Regions from separate parts of the Homo sapiens genome. Here region 2 is linked to region 1. Evidence: chromatin contacts called from ENCODE Hi-C or POLR2A ChIA-PET data. All regions are on one chromosome and are shown on one strand. Each heading gives the region's core, a stretch centred on a gene start or an enhancer-like site at or near the end of the contact. The rest is flanking DNA. Distances are from core to core; before and after follow the strand shown. Region 1 overlaps AGAP1 (ArfGAP with GTPase domain, ankyrin repeat and PH domain 1). Region 2 holds the start of GBX2-AS1 (GBX2 and ASB18 antisense RNA 1).

The links. Hi-C counts contacts between places; a loop is a spot of excess contacts on that map. ChIA-PET counts read pairs that join two places held with the same protein, here RNA polymerase II (POLR2A). Pooled maps may share reads with other maps.
Region 2: a loop to region 1 is called in a pooled map of gastrocnemius medialis, with 2.6 times the contacts of the local background. The contact joins the promoter of GBX2-AS1 here to the enhancer-like site in region 1. A Hi-C loop is called at or near these places in 4 of 50 pooled maps. POLR2A ChIA-PET finds 5 or more read pairs at or near these places in 4 of 52 experiments (Caco-2, HEK293T, Panc1 and 1 more).

What each region holds. Positions count from the first base shown.
Region 1 is chr2:235,966,308-235,970,951 of GRCh38, reverse strand. AGAP1 (ArfGAP with GTPase domain, ankyrin repeat and PH domain 1) reads right to left here. Exons shown (of 18, transcript NM_001037131.3): 13 at 2,329-2,490. Among named protein-coding and RNA genes, the nearest start is that of GBX2-AS1, 200 kb to the left of the region's middle. Within about 2 kb of position 2,116, at least 2 of the 41 ENCODE cell types and tissues checked have a DNase peak (open chromatin) inside an H3K27ac peak, as active enhancers do.
Region 2 is chr2:236,165,507-236,170,150 of GRCh38, reverse strand. GBX2-AS1 (GBX2 and ASB18 antisense RNA 1) reads right to left here and starts at 2,709. Exons shown (of 2, transcript NR_186035.1): 1 at 2,482-2,709. GBX2 (gastrulation brain homeobox 2) reads left to right here and starts at 1,765. Exons shown (of 2, transcript NM_001485.4): 1 at 1,765-2,702; 2 at 3,714-4,644. The coding sequence starts at 2,180. The coding sequence ends at 4,237. LOC124906126 (a long non-coding RNA gene) reads right to left here and starts at 1,125. Exons shown (of 2, transcript XR_007088136.1): 1 at 767-1,125; 2 at 355-622. RefSeq lists an enhancer at 2,634-3,586.

The DNA of each region.
Region 1 (4,644 bases), core at 867-3,366:
AGTAAGACCCTTTAAGGAAAGGGGCCCCCATTTGCTGCTTGGACAGAGCCCGTGTCTCAGCCTGGGTATCCACTATTGCCTCGCACACACATACCATCCCACTCACTCAGCAAGTGGACCTGAAACATCAGGCGTCCAACGTGGTCACGGTCACTTGTCAAACTTCCTTCAAACTCACCGGTGCTGAATGGAACACTGGGTGGTGCCAGCTGCTCCATCAAATGTGCAGAAACGCTACTGATTTATTCACTCATTTACACAGCGGTCAACACGTGGGTGGGATAATGAACGTGTATCTAAGTGGCAACGGTCAGTTCCCACCAGGTTGTGCATAAGAAAAAACCACAGACCTCGGTTGGAAACACACAACAAATGCAAGAAGACGCGTGCCTGTGAAAGTGAGAACAAGGCCTGTCCTTAAAGGGAATCTGGCGCCCGCCCCTGTGTGTGCACCTTAGGGGCGTGGAGGGTACAGGCTGCCCACCCTGGGGGAGGCTAACCTTCTTCCCAATCAGGGAGGGGTGGCTGCACGTGCTTGGCAGGGTGATTTTTGCCCAACGGTTGTCTGAAGGAGTCTTACCAACACAGAGCGCCTGCGGCTGATACTGTTTTCAGTGGGAAGGTCAGTGGCATCTGTGGCTGCTCTGACCCATAACCATTATTTTCCACCATCGCTGACTTAATGGGATTATCCTCACTCCCCACAACATGAGAAAAATCGTCTTTTTTTTTTTTTTTTTTTTTTAAAGACAGAGTCTCACTCTGTCGCCCGCCCAGGCTGGAGTGCAGTGGCATGGTCTCGGTTCACTGCAACCTCCACCTCCTGGGTTCAATCAATGCTCCTGCCTCAGCCTCTCAGGTAGCTGGGATTACAGGCATGTGCCACCACATCCAGCTAATTTTTGTATTTTTAGTAGAGACAGAGTTTCATCATGTTGGCCAGGCTGGTCTCAAACTCCTGACGTCAGGTGATCTTCCTGCCTTGGCCTCCCAAAGTGCTGGGATTACAGGCGTGAGCCACCGTGCCCGACGAAAAATCAGTTTTTATTGGCTAAATATGTTAGCAGGAAGCTTACAGGAGGCAAAACAGGAAGAAACGTGGTGAAGGAGAAAGGCTTCTAACCCTTCTGCGGAGGCTGGCGGGCTACTCAGAGCTCCGAACTTCAGCTTCCTGATGATGAAAGAAATGATGCTCCCTGCCTCCGGTGTTATGGAAACACACAGCACACCCCACACTCTGCCCCTTCCCTGCTAACACACGCACCGTGGGTTTGCGTGCTCCGCTCTGGATATGTGGACGGGATGGGCCACTCCCTCTAATGTAGCCACTGTCTGACAGCTCGCAGGTTTGAACCCTCGATCAAGTAGAGTATCTGGAAAAAGCATGGCAGCCATAGAGAAAGAGAAAGGATGGAAGCCATAAATGTTGCCCCTGGGCATGAGACCCTCACTGAAGACACGCTTTTACCATGTCGGTCTCACAGGTAACCACACTCTCTCACCATTGTCGGTCTCACAGGTAATAATTCATGTTCTAACAACAAGGTTCTCAAACTTTAATTTTTCCTTTTAAGTATTCCTTTGTTACAACTGCATTAATTTTACCTCTCATAATGTGGGGGGTGTGTGTGTATGTGTGTGTGTACGCATGCGCTTACCTATCTCTACTTGCATCTATGAATTAAAAAAAAAAAGGGAATTCATTTGAAGGAGCCACTTCAGGAAGCTGACATCCAGCCATCAGTGGCAATAAAAACTAAGGAAGCACTCAGGTGAAAGGAGACTCACAATGAGCTGTGACAACTGGAATATTAATAGAGCCCACATACCAGAAAGAGCTGATGGACATTAACAGAAGAAGTGTTTATCATAACACGTTGCTAAAAGCTGAAATCAAGGCAGGTGTCTGGTTAGTTAAGAGTAACCAATATCAGAGATGATTCCTAAACTAGAAGTGGGCACTGTCCCCAGCAGAGTCACGCAGCATGGCCCACCTTGGCTGGAGAGGACACTCGCCCAGGCTGCCAGGGTGGGGCGAGACCTCAGAACTGGATCAGGCTGGTGGCTGGGAGACCAGCACTCCTACCCGCTACCAGCGACGGCGGCCAAGAGTGATGACAGCAGATTTGGTTGCGTAATATGAGAATCAGACAGTGATGAAAAGGTCCCAAGGGCCCTCTCGTGCCACCTTGCAAACAGAAAGCACATACGGTGACCAGCATTACTGTGCATTTGTTGTGCTAAGGGTGTCTAATTTCACGCATTTGAAAAATAACAGAGAATTTTCCGCAGTGGAGACTCTCTCCCGGGGCACCGCGGAACCCTTACCTTCAGCAGTGCCGGACAGGCCGTCGGCTTTGAAGTTGCTAGTGCTTTTCTTCCTTCGGTGCTTCTTTCTGTTGGCGTGAGGGGAGGGGGGCGGGTCGAGCTTGGGGCTGGTGGTGCTGGAGATACTGGGGCTGGAGCATACGGAGTCACCCAGCCCTGTGTCTGCCATTGGACCGGAAAAGGCAAAAAAAAAAAAAAAAATGCAGAGTGAGCACTTACAAAGCAGAATGCGCAGAAACAGCACAGCCACGCTCCTCTCATACCACACAGGCCCTGCAAATAACATCCCATTACTGTATTGCTGAGTTGGAGGCCTAGAGCCTCTGGTATGAGATGGGCTCAGTCCCCCTTGCTCTACTGTGCCTCCCGCTATTAAAACACAAGCATTTCTTTTTCTATCAGCAGCATGCTATGGATGCATTCTCCTTCTCTCCTCTGCATGACTGGAGCTCTGCAAAAGGAAAGGGGTGAGTTTATGCTTTTTAGTTATCTTTCTCTTCTTAAAATTACCTTGATATATTAGAAATGAAAACGATGCATTTAAGAATACATTTGGAAATATCATCTTAAGTGGGTTTGACTCCTGTGGGTGCACAGGATAAGGGATTCCTGATCCTTTCTTCCGGCCTCAATATTACAGATGACTATAACTTCATCTTGTTTTATTATCAGTGAAAAATTCTATGCCATTTTTTTCTCTCTCTCACCAATGTCCAGTGACAGTGTTTGGAAGTCGATATAGTAGGCCTGCCAATTTTTGATTCATTGAAGCTACTTAGAACAGTTTCAAAACCAGTGCACACGTGATTATTCACTATAAGTGAAACTCTCAATGTATTATGTCCATTTGTATCTTTATCAAAGAGAAGGCCAAAGCGGTACTACATGACCAGAACGCGCATATAATTCAAGCCGGGTGGAAAAAAGCCCACTGAAAACGTGCAGGAAAAACAGGTGGTGCATGCCTACGGCGTCTTGAAAAGTTTTTATTTCACGATTCAGCATCTTTAAGTCCAAAGTCAGAGTTCTGTACAGCACACCGCACTCATTCAGCTGGTATTTTTTGAGCACTGACTGTGAGCCAGCGGCTTTTCAAGATGCTTGGCAGCCATCATTGATCGAGGAGAAACAGATAAACATTCCTGCCCCAATGGGGACTCTGTAAAGTGGAGTGGCAGTGACATGGCAGCCGGGCCAGAACCTGGAGTCCATCAGAAGCTGGTAAGAGTTATGGGAAAGACCGAATAGGAACGCGGGGCATCAAGGCTGGGAGGCTGGGGAGAGGCGGCAGTGATGGGGGGTGTCATTTAAAATAGGGTAGCTGGGGTAGGTCTCGCTGAGCACGGGACACTGAATCAAGACTTGAAAATGGCAGAGGAGTGAGAAGGTAATGAGAGCAGAGAAACAGTCAGAGCCTGGCTCCAAGGAGGGAGCCTGGTGTGTTCCAGAAACGGAGAGGGGGCCCGAGTGGCGGTGGCCGGTGTGGGTGGGAGAGGCCTGCGGAAGGTGGCACTGGAGAGGAGGGGGCTTGCGGGCCACCGTGAGGACCCTCGCCTGTGCTTTGGGGGGAATGGGGAGCCATGCAGGGTTCTGAGCAGAACAGTGACATGATTTCAAATACAAAGATAATGGAAATCAAAATGAATTGAAAATATTTTTATTTTGTGAAGTTCTAGGAAATTTTATCATATGTTGAGAAATGTACAAACACACAATTTAAGGTATCTGAGAAATACATACGGTCCCAAGAACACCCTGATGTACGTTCCTGGCCGCCCTAAGGCAGAGACCCCTCGCCCCTCTCTGCACAGTCGGAAGCGTCACCCTTCATTGCATGCACCCTTTACACATGGAAGAAGAGGGCTGTGGGGAGCTCCTCCTGCGAAGAGGGTGAAGGGCCACCCCAGGGCTCCTGCAGGGCAGCCCAGGCAGCACTGGACACCATGAGACACCTGAGACTGTGTCAACCATGTGCACTCCTTGTGGGTGGTCACTCACTCACAAAAGGCGGAAGTTCCCTTCACCACTTTAAGGAGTTGCGAGAAATGTGGCAATTCGGTGTCTCAGCAACTTTCCCTCTACCAGGCAGGAGGTGCTTCCTATGGACGCACATCCTTAGATGCAGAGGCACACGGACAGGTCACTGTCCCCTGGTGGTAGGTGAGAGGTAACATCAATGGCAGAAATCTGGCTGTCAGCTTCCTGGGGTGCCTCTGTTGTGACTCCACCATCACGGCTCCTCTACTGGCCTTCTCGCCCTCTCCTCCATCCTTAGAGGAACAGGCTCCCCTCTCTCCATCCCCAGAGGAACAGGCC
Region 2 (4,644 bases), core at 1,460-3,959, 200 kb before region 1:
CAGGCAGCGTCCTAATGAATTCCTTTCAAACCGCCTGCTGCCGGAGCGATCTATTACTGCGGCCTGGAGTGGGGAAACGCGATCGAGACGTCTTTGTCCGGGTGGTGGTAGGGAGGGAGGAGGCGAGGAGGAGGAGAGGGCTGGCGGCGGACCAGCGAGTTTTCCCAGCGTCCCGGGGCGCCAAGGACACACCCTCCCCTCTTTCCTCCAGGTCTGCTGGGTGGGCAGTGGGTCTCCGGCGGGACTCCTGGCAGAGGAGCTGATCTGGGATTAAGACGTCCCCCGGGGGGCCTTGGGGCTAGAGCGAGAGAAAGAGGAAGAACGCGAAAAAAGAGCTTCAAAGAATCGGGTCGATAAATTCATAAAGATCGATTTATCTTTATCTCCCAATTAAATGTGCTTGTAAGTGATACATAACACACGTCCAACACGGGCCAACTCCCCAACCACTAGCTCCTCGGCGTGAGCTGATTTTTAATGACCGAACTAACAATGCCCTTCTTTCCTTCTCCCCAACCCGGTGCTGTTGGCGGTTCAGGGCTGACGTCTAGACCCGGGAAGTTGAAGCCCGGGCCTTGGAGACTCGAGGAAGCCCCGCTCGCGCTGGTGCGCTCTGCACGGTCTGCCGTTGTCAAGAAGTGATTCCATTTTTAAAGGGAAGACAAGAGCTGAAAGTTTTTTGTTTGAAAATGGAAGAGGGGATAAGTACGTCCCTAGTTTCCCTCCACCCCAAAATTCCCTTACTTTCAAATTTGGGGGTCTTTACCGTTGTCGAGAACAGGGGAAACATCCTGAGGGGATCGGCTCCATCCTGCAGTTAGCAAAGAGGAACCGCGCGCCCTCGAGTCCTCGCGCTGGAAACCGGGCGGCGGCGCCAGGGTGAGCACTCCTTGCGTTCGCAACGTGCTTAATTAGCGCCTATTTACAAAACGCAGCTTTTATTTGAGCAAACATCATAAAGCTTTCATCAGGATAATCTCACGTTATACAATCTGGAGGCACAGCAACTCCCCCCTTCCTCCCCGAGGATGGAGCAGATAAAGGACTCTCTTTATTATCATAATTATCGTGGTTGTTATTTTGGTGCGCGCTGGCAAAGTGTGTAAATAGGTGCGATGATTAAGAATGTCATGAAAAATGAGAGACGGGATCGCTCACGGGAGGGCCCAGCCCGGGATGGGGGAAGCAGCAGCCTCCCCGCCCCACCCGGTGCGCGGACCTACAGCGAGCAACCCGGCGGGTTTCTGGCGGCGGGCAGGCGCTGCCAGCTCCCAGCCTTCGCCCCGGGGGTGGCTCCGGAGGGGCAGGACCCTGCCCCCAACTCCAGGACCCTCGCCCGGACCCCAGGCGCAGCCGGAGCACCCAGCGCTGGAGTGAGCCGCAGGCAGGTTGGTTCCATGGCAAATACAGTAAAAGAAATAAAGCGCCCCCGGCCCAGCCGTGGGGGTGCGGGCCCCGGAGGCTACCCTTCGAGGTGGCCTCGACAAGGCTGCAGGGCCCCAAGGTCCGAGCCTTGGAGGTGCCATCCGCCCGTCTCAAGTTTGCGCGGCACGGGCTAGGCATGCAGGCTCCGGCTCCCCGGCCCGCGCGCTCCGACGGTGGCGCCCGCAGCCCGCTCGAGGCCAGCTTGGGTGGAAAGGGCGGGGCCCCGCTTTCGCCCCACCCCCGCCCCGCTCAGCCAATGGCCAGAGGCGCCCAGCCCCACGTGAGGCGAGCCGGGCCAGGCGGCAGGCAAAATGTGAATGAGAAAGAGGAGCGCGATTTAAAGGTGCTGGCTGCGCCCGCCGGAGATAAGTACGCCGGCTTCGCGCGCTCCCCAGCGGCCCGCGGGAGGCGACGGACGGCGGGACGGACGGACGGACGGCAGCTTACCGGGGCCGAGGGCCAAACCCGCGAAGCGCGCGGGCTCCGACGGGCAAGCGGCGGACGGGGGCTCCGGCGAGCCCTCGGGGCCCGGGCGCCCTCTCCACTCCGGGGCGCACGGCCTCACCCCGCACACCCCCTGCACCCGCCCGGCATGCAGCGGGCCCAGGACTGAGGGGCGGAGGCGTCTGCTCTCCGGGTCCCGCTCGGCCCCTGCCCGGCGCTCCCGGCGGTGCTCCCGGCGTCCGGCGGGCTTCCCGGCGGCGGCGCGGCGCGGGGACTTTTCGCCTCTCGCTGGCCTCTACCGAGCGCGTCTATGAGCGCAGCGTTCCCGCCGTCGCTGATGATGATGCAGCGCCCGCTGGGGAGTAGCACCGCCTTCAGCATAGACTCGCTGATCGGCAGCCCGCCGCAGCCCAGCCCCGGCCATTTCGTCTACACCGGCTACCCCATGTTCATGCCCTACCGGCCGGTAGTGCTGCCGCCGCCGCCGCCGCCGCCGCCCGCGCTGCCCCAGGCCGCGCTGCAGCCAGCGCTGCCGCCCGCACACCCTCACCACCAGATCCCCAGCCTGCCCACAGGCTTCTGCTCCAGCCTGGCGCAGGGCATGGCGCTCACCTCTACGCTCATGGCCACGCTCCCCGGCGGCTTCTCCGCGTCGCCCCAGCACCAGGAGGCGGCAGCGGCCCGCAAGTTCGCGCCGCAGCCGCTGCCCGGCGGCGGTAACTTCGACAAGGCGGAGGCGCTGCAGGCTGACGCGGAGGACGGCAAAGGCTTCCTGGCCAAAGAGGGCTCGCTGCTCGCCTTCTCCGCGGCCGAGACGGTGCAGGCTTCGCTCGGTGAGTCGGCGGCGCGCGCAGCCGGGACGAGGGGGCGGGAGGAGGCGGGGGCGGGCCAGCGCCGGGTTCCCGCGGGAGACCAAGGGGGCGAGGCCGCGCCCCCGCTCGACCCCCGCGGGAGGAGCTGGAGGATGAGGCCCGGCTGTGCCGCTGGGCCTCCGGGGGACATTCAGAGCCACCCAACAAGCGGGGTCTCGGGAGGGGGGGCGTTTAGCGCCCGGCGACCAGCTGCTGCCCTGGGCCACATATCTATCTGACGATGCGTTTGGCCGAGGCCGCCTCTGCCGCTCCGCGGTGACCTGGGGTTCCGGGTAGGTTGCAGCCTCTAGGGGAGACGGGTTGGGCTGCGCGTCTCAGCCGTGCGTGTGCCCAGGGGCGCCCAGACTTTTTAAACCCCTTCGCTGGTCTTGCTACTTGTCTGGGAGAAACGGACTGCTGGGAGGCTGTGCCTGTGTGTTTGTGTTGGGGGTGTCTGGTGGGAACTTATAAGGCCACAAAACATCCCTTTGACCAACGTTGTCTGTCTCAAAAAAGATGGTCTGGGATCTGCACGTCCCTACGCCTCCACTCCGGTTAGGAAGCAATTGAGGTTCACTACATTTTCATGGTGGCGGTGGGGGGAGGATGAATCGTGAATCCCCCCATCAGTCCTCAACCAGTCCCCACCCCAGGGACAAAGCGGGCAATCTCTTGGGCCTCGCGCCTCCTGCTACTTCTCCTGACGCTGCCGAGGCTGGGAGGGTGCGGGGGAGGCATGGCGGCCCTTTGAGTGATGGTTCTGGGCAAAGGGCCGTCGCCTGTACTGCCTCCTCTCCTTTGAGCTTTCTCACGCTCCCCCCACCCCTCCTCTACCCCTCAAAGGCCAGGAAATCACAATGTGTTAATGTCATAGAAAGACAATCCGCTAAAGGGTGGGGGGCGGGGGGCGCGGAATGTCCAAATGACGGTGGGAAGGAGAAAGGAAGGCCAGTGTGCGAAATGTAATAAAATGCCGTTTGGTTTTGCTTTCAGTCGGGGCTGTCCGAGGGCAAGGGAAAGACGAGTCAAAGGTGGAAGACGACCCGAAGGGCAAGGAGGAGAGCTTCTCGCTGGAGAGCGATGTGGACTACAGCTCGGATGACAATCTGACTGGCCAGGCAGCTCACAAGGAGGAAGACCCGGGCCACGCGCTGGAGGAGACCCCGCCGAGCAGCGGCGCCGCGGGCAGCACCACGTCTACGGGCAAGAACCGGCGGCGGCGGACTGCCTTCACCAGCGAGCAGCTGCTGGAGCTAGAGAAGGAGTTCCACTGCAAAAAGTACCTCTCCTTGACCGAGCGCTCGCAGATCGCCCACGCCCTCAAACTCAGCGAGGTGCAGGTGAAAATCTGGTTCCAGAACCGACGGGCCAAGTGGAAACGGGTGAAGGCAGGCAATGCCAATTCCAAGACAGGGGAGCCCTCCCGGAACCCTAAGATCGTCGTCCCCATCCCTGTCCACGTCAGCAGGTTCGCTATCAGAAGTCAGCATCAGCAGCTAGAACAGGCCCGGCCCTGAGGGTCCAGAAGGGCCAGGGCCTGGCACCCACCTGGAGAAGCCCCCGCACCCGAGGGAACCCATGGTGGACTCCACTGTGTTTGAAGCAACAAAGTCACAGCCCAGCTGTGGCCATCCCAAGCAAATTGAGAATATATTCACTAAATGGGCTTAAAAGACTGCTTTTGAAGGGGCTTACAGCCACACCAGAAGACACGCTAAATATTTATTATACTATCCTACTTTGTACATAAATATCTCTATAGACTGGATCTCAGCTGCAGTATTTTGAAAGTTATAGGACTTAATTACCCAGTAATTTCTCCACTCATTCCAGAAGAAAACAAAACCTCTGCTGTAATCTGCGCGGTTAGCAGCCACCTTTCCATACTTTTCCAAAGGTAAACGTGAAACCCAAGAACAAGCAC